2 separate regions of the Homo sapiens genome follow, and region 2 is linked to region 1. Evidence: chromatin contacts called from ENCODE Hi-C or POLR2A ChIA-PET data. All regions are on one chromosome and are shown on one strand. Each heading gives the region's core, a stretch centred on a gene start or an enhancer-like site at or near the end of the contact. The rest is flanking DNA. Distances are from core to core; before and after follow the strand shown.

What was found. Hi-C counts contacts between places; a loop is a spot of excess contacts on that map. ChIA-PET counts read pairs that join two places held with the same protein, here RNA polymerase II (POLR2A). Pooled maps may share reads with other maps.
Region 2: a pooled map shows a loop between it and region 1 (2.8-fold over the local background). The contact joins two enhancer-like sites. A Hi-C loop is called at or near these places in 1 of 168 maps with a recorded cell type or tissue (breast epithelium) and 1 of 50 pooled maps. POLR2A ChIA-PET finds 5 or more read pairs at or near these places in 2 of 52 experiments (CD4-positive, alpha-beta T cell and activated CD4-positive, alpha-beta T cell).

Annotation. Positions count from the first base shown.
Region 1 is chr9:137,509,758-137,515,663 of GRCh38, reverse strand. PNPLA7 (patatin like domain 7, lysophospholipase) reads left to right here. Exons shown (of 35, transcript NM_001098537.3): 12 at 145-285. Among named protein-coding and RNA genes, the nearest start is that of PNPLA7, 38 kb to the left of the region's middle. Within about 2 kb of position 1,677, at least 3 of the 41 ENCODE cell types and tissues checked have a DNase peak (open chromatin) inside an H3K27ac peak, as active enhancers do.
Region 2 is chr9:137,573,747-137,579,506 of GRCh38, reverse strand. It overlaps DPH7 (diphthamide biosynthesis 7), which reads left to right and starts at 582. Exons shown (of 9, transcript NM_138778.5): 1 at 582-882; 2 at 1,904-2,037; 3 at 3,340-3,427; 4 at 4,664-4,755; 5 at 5,127-5,299. The coding sequence starts at 730. RefSeq lists enhancers at 177-236, 1-302, 3,037-3,846, 3,776-4,070 and a silencer at 487-896. Within about 2 kb of position 3,951, at least 2 of the 41 ENCODE cell types and tissues checked have a DNase peak (open chromatin) inside an H3K27ac peak, as active enhancers do.

The DNA.
Region 1 (5,906 bases), core at 428-2,927:
CTGGTGGCCGGTGGGCTGGTCCAGAGCGCGTTCAGGTGCGCAGGGCACTGTGGGGACCCTGCTCCCTGCGTGGCCCCGAATGGGCTGCACCAGACACCAGGGAGTGCGTGCAAACAAGGTTGCTTACGGCTGCCTCCCCAGCAGATCACGGGGGCGGCCGCCCGGCAGCTGCTGGGCCCCTGCTGAAGAGGAGCCACTCCGTCCCCGCGCCTTCCATTCGCAAACAGATCTTGGAGGAGCTGGAGAAGCCCGGGGCAGGTGACCCTGACCCTTCGGCCCCACAAGGTAAAGAACCTCGACGGCTGCCCAGCCAGTGTGACCCACAGGCCCTCGGCATCTGAGACCCAGGCTGAGCTGCACTGATGCCCAGCATCGCCGCCGAGGCGGGCACCCTCCACTAGAGCCCCACGTGCCCAGGGGGGCCTGTGCCTGTCCTCTGGCTCTAGGGTCGAGGCTTGGTGGCCGTCCTGCCGCCCAGAACACCCTGGTGTGCTCCTCTGCGTGCCTGCCCTGTCTCACCCCCACCACCGCCAGGGCTGGGCCGGTGCCACCAGATGCCCCGCAGAGCCATGTGCTCGGCCCTTCCCGCCCTCCCTGCATGGTCCCTCTCCTGCCTTGTGTCCCGGGTCTCTAGCAAGCCTCCCTTCCTTCCCCAGCCCTGCTGACGTGTGCCTCCCCGCAGGGACCTTTGCTGTAACTGATGTGTAGCAAAACCTCAACAGCCGGGTGACCCGCCCACAGCCCAGCCACAGGGCCCGGGCACATCAACATCCGAGTGACCCGCCTGCAGCCCAGCCACAGGGCCCAGGCACCTCAACATCCAGGTGACCCGCCCGCAGCCCAGCCACAGGGCCCGGGCACCTCAACAGTCAGGTGACCCACCTGCAGCCCGGCCACAGGGCCCGGGCATCTCAACAGCCAGGTGACCCACCCACAGCCCAGCCACAGGGCCCGGGCACATCAACATCCGAGTGACCCGCCTGCAGCCCAGCCACAGGGCCCAGGCACCTCAACATCCGGGTGACCCGCCCGCAGCCCAGCCACAGGGCCCGGGCACCTCAACAGCCGGGTGACCCGCCCACAGCCCGGCCACAGGGCCCGGGCACCTCAACATCCGGGTGACCCGCCCGCAGCCCAGCCACAGGGCCCGGGCACCTCAACAGTCAGGTGACCCGGCCACAGGGCCCGGGCATCTCAACAGCCAGGTGACCCACCCACAGCCCAGCCACAGGGCCCCGGCACATCAACATCCGAGTGACCCGCCTGCAGCCCAGCCACAGGGCCCAGGCACCTCAACATCCGGGTGACCCGCCCGCAGCCCGGCCACGGGGCCCGGGCACCTCAACAGTCAGGTGACCCGCCCACAGCCCGGCCACAGGGCCCGGGCATCTCAACAGCCAGGTGACCCACCCACAGCCCAGCCACAGGGCCCGGGCACATCAACATCCGAGTGACCCGCCTGCAGCCCAGCCACAGGGCCCGGGCACCTCAACAGCCGGGTGACACGCCCGCAGCCCAGCCACAGGGCCCGGGCACCTCAACATCCGGGTGACCCGCCCGCAGCCCGGCCACAGGGCCCGGGCACCTCAACAGTCAGGTGACCCGCCCACAGCCCAGCCACAGGGCCCAGGGCATTTTCAGGGCAGCCTCCAAGTCCATCCTGCCCGGCAGTGCAGCCGTGCTCCTGCCGCAGACCTGCCCCCTCTGCCGTCTGCCACCCGCAGGTCACCGGCAAGCTCATTGGCTCCTGCTGTATTCGGTTCCATCTGGGCGTCCCTCTCAGATTGTCTGGTCGTATTCTCTGCCCACTTTCTGCAGGATTCTGGAGTTTGGTTGATTTGTGTTGATTCTTTATGTGCTGTAGGTAGAGGTCCCTGGTTAGTTTCACTTTTGGAGATTCTCTTCCCCATTGTCTCCTTAGTTTTTTTTGGAGATTCTTTTCCCTCTTGTCTCATTAGTTTCAGTTGTTGGAGATTCTCTTCCCTCTTGTCCATGGGCTGGAAAATGCCGCCACGGGACCTTCACGCAACAGGGACCCTGATGTTCTTTTGTGGAAAGCCAGCTTTTTGCCTTGGCACCTGTGATTTGTGTTTTGGGTCTTATTTATTCTTTCCTTATTCCTGAGTCATAAATAAATTTTCCAAAGACTATTTTATTTATTTCTGTTTTTTAATTTTTTTTTTTTTTGTGACAGAGTTTCACTCTTGTTGCCCAGGCTGGAGTGCAATGGTGTGATCTCAGCTCACCGCAACTTCTGCCTCCCAGGTCCAAGTGATTCTCCTGCCTCAGCCTATTTTAGGCAGGTGTCACCACAACTGGCTAATTTTGTATTTTTAGTAGAGACGGGGTTTCCCCATGTTGGCCAGGCTGGTCTCAAACTCCCAACCTCAGGTGATCCGCCCACCTCAGCCTCCCAAAGTGCTGGGATTACAGGCTGAGCCACCGCACCCGGCCTCAAAGACTATTTTTATTAGCTTTTAGTTTTGCCTTTCACATAGAGGTCTTTCATTTATCTGTAGTTTATACTGCAAGAATGAGGGAAGAAATTCATCTTTTCCTTACTCTTTATGGTGATAATTTACCCAACACCATTAATAAAACAATCTGTCATCTCTCTCTTGCTTTTTTTGTGCCATCGGGCATCAGGTATCTGAATCTACATGGATTTTTTTGTTTAAGTAACAGCTTTTTTTTTTTTTTTCAGACAGAGGCTCGTTCTGTGGCCCAGGCTAGAGTGCAGTGGTGAGATCATGGCACACTGCGGCCTCAACCCTCTGGGCTCAAGTGATCTTCCCACCTCAGCCTCCTGAGTAGTTGGGAGTACAGGCACACCACTGCACTTGGCATTTTTTTTTTTTGTATTTTCTTTTTATTTTTCTTGTTTCCTGTAGAGAGGGTGTCTTGCCATGTTACCCAGGCTGGTTTCGAACTCCTGGGCTCAAGTGATCCTCCTGCCTCAGCCTCCCAAACTGTTGGGAAACAGGCATGAGCCACAGCACCTGGCCCAGTTGTTGTTTGTTTATTAACTAGTGATGGTTGTATAATGCGCATGCAGGACGCACATTGCAGGTGGACGGTTTGATGACTCCATAAACTGAACTCACTTGTGAACCAGGTAAAGAAACATAAATTAGCCCCTGCAAGCCCCGTTCATGCTCCTCTTGTTACCACCAGCAGCCATGTCTGGTTGTAAAACCTGCTCCCCACCACGGCTGCCTGCCGTCCCGATGGCTGCCAGCCGAGGTGAGGTTGGCCTGTTTTCCTTTTCAGAAGTGGAGCCGTGTGGTGTGCGTTTGTGTTTGGCTTCCCTGCTCCACGTCCCGTGGGGAGGTCCATCCATGCCGTCATGTGGAGAAGCCTCCCCACCTTCTCGTGGTGGTGCAGGCTTCGCCGTGTGAATGTTTACGTCTGTGCGTCCACTGCACGAGCGTGTACACATTTCTGTTGGGGCTGCTGGGTCATGGAGTCACGTGTGCTTGGCTCAGGGGTGTAGGGTCCAGCCCTACAGGGCCTTGTGAGTTTTCTCTTCATGTGCAAAGACGAGAGATTGTAGTAAAATAAGACACGAGACTAAGAGATAGTAGGAAAGACAGCTGGGCCCAGAGGCCACTACCACCAGTGCGCAGAGTCCGGTAGTGGCCCTGAAGGCCTGGACGCACTGCTATTTATTGTATACAAGGCAAGGGGGCAGGGTAAGGAGTGTGAGTCATCTCAAGTGATTGATAAGGACAAGCAAGTCACCTGTCCACGTGACAGGGGGCCTTTCCCTTTGTGGTAGCTGAAGCAGAGAGGGAGGACAGCAGACGTTAGCATTTCTTCTATGCACTTATCAGAGAGATCAAAGACTCTAATACTTTCGCTAATTCTGCTACTGCTATCTTCTAAGAACTTAAGAGAAGCAGCAGGTGTACAGGCGGAATATGAAAGCGGACAAGGAGCGTGACCACTGAAGCACAGCACCACAGGGAGACGTTGAAGCCTCCAATGACTGCGGGCAGGCCTGGGGAATGTCAGGCCCCCCACAAGAACTGGTGGAGCAGAGTGCTCGCTAACTCTCCCAGGGAAAGGGAGACTCCCTTTCCTGGTCTGCTAAGTAATGGGTGCCTTCCAGGCGCTGGCGCTACCGCCAGGCCAAGGTCCACTAAGTAACGGGTGCCTTCCCAGGTGCTGGTGCTACCGCCAGACCAAGGTCTGCTGAGTAACGGGTGCCTTCCCAGGCGCTGGCGCTACCGCCAGGCCAAGGTCTGCTGAGTAACGGGTACCTTCCCAGGCGCTGGCGCTACCACCAGGCCAAGGTCCACTAAGTAACGGGTGCCTTCCCAGGCACTGGCGCTACCGCCAGGCCAAGGTCTGCTGAGTAACGGGTGCCTTCCCAGGTGCTGGCGCTACCACCAGGCCAAGGTCCACTAAGTAACGGGTGCCTTCCCAGGCGCTGGCGCTACCGCCAGACCAAGGTCCACTAAGTAACGGGTGCCTTCCCAGGCGCTGGTGCTACCGCCAGACCAAGGTCCACTAAGTAACGGGTGCCTTCCCAGGCACTGGCACTACCGCTAGACCAAGGAGCCCTCAAGCGGCCCTTATCTGGGCGTGACAGAGAGCTCACACTCTTGTCTTCTGGTTGCTTCTCACAATGTCCCTTCAGCTCCTAACTCTGTGTGGCCTGGTTTTTCTTTGGTTATAATAATCATACAAAGGTTAATACAGAAAACTAATGATTGATAATATCCATATACATTCATCTCTATATCCTATTTCGAATATAACTTTCTCTTATCCTAACTATTTTCTTGATTATATTGGAACAGCTTGTGCCTTCAGTCTCATGCCTCGGCACCTGGGTGACTTTCCGCCCACACGGGGGCACTGCCTGGTGGCGTTTCAGGCACTGACACCTGTAGGGACCAGCCCCACAGGGTCAGTGGGTCTCTCCCTGTGTGCGGCGATGAGAGAGTGTAGAAATAAAGACACAAGACAAAGAGATAAGAGAAAAGGCAGCTGGGCCCGGGGGACCACTACCACCAATGTGCAGAGACCTGTAGTGGCCCCGAATGTCTGGCTGCACTGTTATTTATTGGATACAAGGCAGAAGGGGCAGGGTAAAGAGTGTGAGTCATCTCCAATGATAGGTAAGGTCACGTGAGTCACGTGTCCACTGGACAGGGGGCCCTTCCCTGCCTGGCAGCCGAGGCAGAGAGGGAGAGGAGACAGACAGAAAGACAGCTTACGCCATTATTTCTGCATATCAGGGACTATTAGTATTTTCACTAATTTACTACTGCTATCTAGAAGGCAGAGCCAGGTGTACAGGATGGAACATGAAGGTGGACTAGGAGCGTGACCACTGAAGCACAGCATCACAGGGAGACGGTTAGGCCTCCGGATAACTGTGGGCAGGTCTGACTGATGTCAGGCCCTCCACAAGAGGTAGAGGAGCAGAGTCTTCTCTAAACTCCCCGGGGAAAGGGAGACTCCCTTTCCCGGTCTGCTAAGTAGCGGGTGTTGTTCCTTGACACCTTTTGCTACCGCTGGACCATGATCCGCCTGGTAACGGGCGTCTTCCCAGACGCTGGCGTCACCGCTAGACCAAGGAGCCCTCTGGTGGCCCTGTCCAGGCATAACAGAAGGCTCGCACTCTTGTCTTCTGGTCACTCTTCACTTTGTCCCCTCAGCTCCTATCTCTGTATGGCCTGGTTTTTCCTAGGTTATGATTGTAGAGCGAGGATTATTATAATATTGGGATAAAGAGTAATTACTACCAACTAATGATTAATGATATTCATATATAATCATACCTAAGATCTATATCTGGTATAACTATTCTTGTTTTATATTTTATTATACTGGAACAGCTCGTGTCCTCTGTCTCTTGCCTCAGTGCCTGGGTGGCTTGCCGCCCACAGACACCA
Region 2 (5,760 bases), core at 2,702-5,201, 62 kb before region 1:
GTCGGAGCCGTCCACCTGCTGAGCCGCTTCTGGGGGGTCCTGATGCAGCCACGGGTGTCAGACAAGCAAAGACCCTGGAAGGCGGTCTCTGAGGGGCAGCTCCGCCATGGCGGGTTCACAGGAGGCAGGCAGAGCGCGCCTGCGGCCTCGGGGTGCTGGGCTTAGTGGGGCGCGGGCTCCTCATCAGCTTTACGAAGGCGTTGATTCCGGGGCAAGGCCTGTCATGGAAACTGCAGCCTAAATGTTAAGTCAGCGCGGCCCGATGGCCAGGAGTAACCGGGAGGGCGCCACGGGGTGCGCTACCGCAGCTCGCTGTTGGGGTTTTTCTCAGTGATAGAAATTTTGCAGAGGCGGCTTCAAACCTACGGCTCTGTCACTAACTTGCCGTCTCCAAACCTGCTTTGTGGAGGAGCGGATTTCCCGAAGCCTTCGGTCTCTACGGCCCCGCAGGGAGCAGCGCGTCTGACGCCTGAAGCCCGCCGCGGTCAGCCGGCCGACAGGGGGCGTGGGAGCCTGGCTTCCCAGGGGCGTCCACGGAGGCCAAGGCCCTGCCGGATGTCCCGCCCCGGCACCCCGGAAGGAGTCGCGAGAGAGGCGGCCCGCGCTGACGGTGTCCCTGGGGCTCTGCGCTCGTCCGGCCGGCCCCGGCCTCGCCGCCCCGCGCAGTACCCAGCCCGGCCCCGCCGACCCGCCTCTACTGCCGGCTCCGCGCCCTTCCCCGAGGGCTGGATGATGGGCTGTTTCGCCCTGCAAACGGTGGACACCGAGCTGACCGCGGACTCGGTGGAGTGGTGCCCGCTGCAAGGCTGCAGGCACCTGCTGGCGTGCGGGACCTACCAGCTGCGGCGGCCGGAGGACCGGCCTGCCGGCCCCCAGAACAAGGTGCGCGCGCCGCGGCTTCGGGAGGGGAGGGCGGGGCCGGCCACGAGGTTGAGGCCGAAAGGCGCACCGAATCGCCCAGGAGATGAAGAGGGGATATTGGCCCTTTGGCCAGGAGGTAGGCTGGAAACAGTTTAGAATCTTTTTAAAAAAATTGTTCTCGGCCGGGCGCAGTGGCTCACGCCTGTAATCCCAGCACTTTGGGAGGCCGAGGCGGACGGATCACGAGGTCAGGAGATCGAGACCATCCTGGCTAACATGGTGAAACCCCGTCTCTACTAAAAAAATACAAAACAATTAGCCGGGCGTGGTGGCGGCGCCTGTAGTCCCAGCCACTCGGGAGGCTGAGGCAGGAGAATGGCGTGAACCCGGGAGGCAGAGCTTGCAGTGAGCCGAGATCGCACCACTGCATTCCAGCCTGGGCGATACAGCAAGACTACATCTCAAAAAAAAGAAATTACTTTTTTCTGAGACAAGGTCTTGCACTGTCACCCAGGCTGGAGTGCAGCCTCGGACTCCAGGGCTCAGGGCATCCTCCCGCCTCAACCCCCTGAGTAGCTGGCACCACAGGCACGAGCCACCGCCCCCGGCCAACTTTAAAATCTTGAGAGCAGAACGTCTTCTATATACAGGTGTGGCCCAAGGGAATGGGTGGAATGTACAGTAAAGAGAAAGTGGGAATTATATCTTAACTTCTGGTGGGTACATATTAGGATCCAAATTGGGCACTGGAACAACAGGCGTAAGTCAGGACTGTCCCAGGCAAACTGGGTTCTGTGGTTACCCTAGCCATAGCTGGTCCCTGTTGGCCGGTTTAGAAGGAGCCTTCTCTACTGGGTCCAGGAGTGTTCACCTACTCATTAATAGACGTTTCTCCAGCTCAGAAAACCAGAGGTTCTCCTTCCAGGCAGAATTCCACTCCTTTAGTCATGGCAAACCTTTGAGTTCCTTGGATCCCTTTTCCCATCCTTTGGGTTCCTTCGTGTCTTGGGATAATCAGAGACTACCTCTGCATTTTTTGTAGGGTGGAATGGAAGTTAAGGAGCCTCAGGTCCGTTTAGGCCGTCTCTTCCTGTACAGTTTCAATGACAACAACTCTATTCACCCTCTGGTCGAGGTCCAAAGAAAAGATACTTCTGCAATCCTGGACATGAAATGGTATAACTGTGATAATCCCACTGGGTGTAGAATTTGTCATGAGTAGCAATCAGGGAAGCCTGATGCCTGATGCCTTCAACAAGACAGGCATTGCATCTCAACTTTGGATTTGTTTCTTTGCTGTCCCGCCTATCTTCCACCTGGGGAGTGCTTTACCTGGGGCTTATTTCCTTTGTCATGTTCCAGCCGGGGAAGTGATGGGAGTTTTCTGACTTCATAACCTGGGGCGTCTTTTGTTTGAGAACACAGTTGTAGGCTCTAGCCCACTTTTGGAGCTGAGATTTAAATGCAGTGGTGTGTGGCATAATTATGTTTTGGTCAACAATGGAGCACGTATACCATGGTGGTGCCTTAACGTAATGGAGATGCCCTATACAGGTGTACCAGTTTTTATCCTTTTTAATTTTTTTTTTTTTGAGGCAGGGTTTTGTTCCGTTGCCCAGGCTGGAATGCAGTCACGTGATCATAGCTCACTGCAGCCTTGAACTCCTGGGCTCAAGCAATTCTCTGTCTCAGCCTCTCGAGTAGCTGAGACTTCAGACTTCAGGTAGATGCCACCATGCCTCTTTTTTTTTTTTTTGAGACGGAGTCTCGCTCTGTCGCCCGGGCTAGAGTGCAGTGGCGCGGTCTCGGCTCACTGCAAGCTCCGCCTCCTGAGTTCACGCCATTCTCCTGCGTCAGCCTCCCTAAGAGCTCGGTCTACAGGCGCCCGCCACCACACCCGGCTTATTTTTTTGTATTTTTAGTAGAGACGTGGTTTCACCATGTTATTAGGATGGTCTTGATCTCCTGACCTCGTGATCCACCCGCCTCAGCCTCCCAACGTGCTGGGATTACAGGCGTGAGCCACGACGCCTGGCCTTACCACACCTCATTTTTGTTTGTTTGTTAGTTTGTAGAAACAGGGTCTTGCTATGTTGCTCAGGCTGGTTTCGAACTCCTTACCTCAAGTCATCCTCCTACCTCAGCTTCCCAAAGTGTTGGGGTTACAAGTGTGAGCCACCATGCCCGGCCACCTGTTTTTTATCCTTTATATTGTATTCTTACTGTATCTTTTCTATGTTTAGATATACAACCACTTCCTGTTGTGTCACACTTGCCTGCAGTAACATGCTGTAAGGTTTGTGGCATAGGAGCAGTGGGCCATACCATATAATCAAGGTGTGTAGTAGGATGTCCCAGCTGGGTTTGCGTGGACTGCAGCCCCGTTGTTAAGGGAAGCGTGACTGTGGTTACCGGGACGCACAGTGCACGCCTGTGCTCCGGGCACATTGGTGTGCTTATGGTGGGCCCTCTCCTCAGGTGTCACATCCCGGTGGCTGGACATGCCCTCTTGGGCTTGGCAGATGCCAGTGGATCCATACAACTGCTCCGCCTGGTGGAATCTGAGGTCAGTGACTTGCACTTGTTCTGTGGGGCAGAAGGGACCTGAATAGAGAGGGTTGGGGAGGAGGCTGTGCTGATACAGACATTTTTCTAAAACGATCTCTCTTCAATGGTGAGCTATATATAAACGTTCTAAGATAATGTGGAGTCTATTTTTAAGTTGTATTGCGTTCTACATCCAACTCCAAGAGGAAGTCACCTCATGTGTCACCAGCAGAAGGGCTGAAGTGACAGGATGTTCATTGACCTGTCAGTGGATCTGAAAGTTCTCTAAGGAGAGCCTGGGCAAGCATTCTTAGGTTGATGCTGGGGCCCAGAGTAGCAGTGAGCATCCTGTGTGAAGATGGCATTTCTCACTGATTATTGGAAAAGCACGTGAGTCCTGTGTGAATTTTTCCGAGTTTCTCACAGTGCTCTGGAGCCATGCATTAACAAAGTGACTTCATCTGATAGCTGTCGGGGAGGAGAACGGGGATGTCCCGTAGTGGGGTGATGTAAACAGCCTGAAACCACGCCCTCACTCCGATGCAGATGCTGCAGGCGGGGCTGGGCCAACCGAGGGCCTGTGTAGGAAAAGGCCTTGCTTAAGGCAGCTTAGAGCAGTTGCCCTGTCTTAGAAAGGAGGGAAAGAGCAGCCACAGGAAAGCTGTGGGCCCAAGGGAGGAGTGCATGAACCCAGGAAAGGGCTTTGGTACAGCAGCCTGCTGGGAGCAGGGATGGAGTTAAGCACTGGCCAGGCTGTTTAGGAAATGAAATTTATATAGATCTGCATAAAGAGCAACCACGTTCTCATGGCTGCTCGCGGCTTCTGAAGTGGAAACCAGAGGAGTTTCCCCATTGTCTCTGTCTCGGGAGGCGAGTGTTCCAGTGGCCCTGGAGGCCTGGGGTGGGAAACTGTGTGTGCCACTGTGGTCTGGAGCCTGCACAGGCATCTCGACAGCATCTAGGAGCGCAAGGATGGCAAGGGGGTGTGAAAGGGAGGGAGACCATGCCCCAAGATCAAGCCTGTGGGAAAGTTGTCCTGCAAGTGTGAGGAGTGTGAGCTCCAGTGTCCCCAGGTCTTCTCGGGGCCCCTAGCAGGGGTTTCAGTGTTAGGTGGAGGTGTGACTCAGTGACTGATGTACTTCATTCGCATAGGTTGTAAATGAGGGAACGATGACTTCCCTGCAGGAGAGGAAAAGTCTTTTGGGGGTTCTGGGGCGGCTACTTCCCTTTGATGGAGTTTCTTCTTCTCCAGTAGAAGAGCCACGTGCTGGAGCCATTGTCCAGCCTTGCCCTGGAGGAGCAGTGTCTGGCTTTGTCCCTAGATTGGTCCACTGGGAAAACTGGAAGGTAAGGGCCAGGCTTGGTCAGGGGTCCTGAGTCTTTCTCTGAGAACCACTTCCACTTTTCAGGCTAGAGGGCTCCAGCCACCTTCAGCGAGCTGCGACTGTGCTCCTCAGCCCTGACATCATCACTGCCAGTCCTATTATGAAAAAAAGGTCCCCCATTTTAGATACATAGCGATAGTGTTTTTACCTAGAGAAGTCGACACTGGTGTCTTTGACAAGCTTAGCAGTGGTTGTGATCTTAGCCGCCAGTCTCTTAAGGGGCATATCCGCATCCCAGGGCTGTGGAGACCGTCTCTCAGGACTTGTTTGGGAACCAGAAGAGGCTGACGAATAACATTCTGCCGGGCTTCTTCATGGGTTCCCTGTGTCTAGGGCCGGGGACCAGCCCTTGAAGATCATCAGCAGTGACTCCACAGGGCAGCTCCACCTCCTGATGGTGAATGAGACGAGGCCCAGGCTGCAGAAAGTGGCCTCATGGCAGGCACATCAATTCGAGGCCTGGATTGCTGCTTTCAATTACTGGCATCCAGAAATTGTGTATTCAGGTCAGTATTCCTCCACCGGTCACCTCTGATGGAAGGCTTGCTGAGGAAGGGGCGGAGGGAGAGAGGGAGGCCTGTGCCACAGCTGTGATTCCAGTTATGTTGGGATCTTGAAGACCTTTTATGGAAAGTGTACTTTTTTTTTTGAAACTGAGTCTTGCTCTTTTGCCAGGCTAGAGTGCAGTGGCACGATGTTGGCTTACTGCAATCTCCACCTCCCAGGTTCAAGCGATTCTACTGCCTCAGCCTCCCAAGTAGCTGGGATTACAGGCGCCTGCCACCACACCCAGCTAATTTTTGTGTTTTTAGTAGAGACAGGGTTTCACCATGTTGGTCAGGCTGGTCTCTATCTCCTGACCTCATGATGCGCCCACCTCAGCCTCCCAAAGTGTTGGGATTACAGGTGTGAGCCACTGCGCCTGGCCACTATTTTTTTTCTTTTTTGGAGAATGTACTTTCTGGAA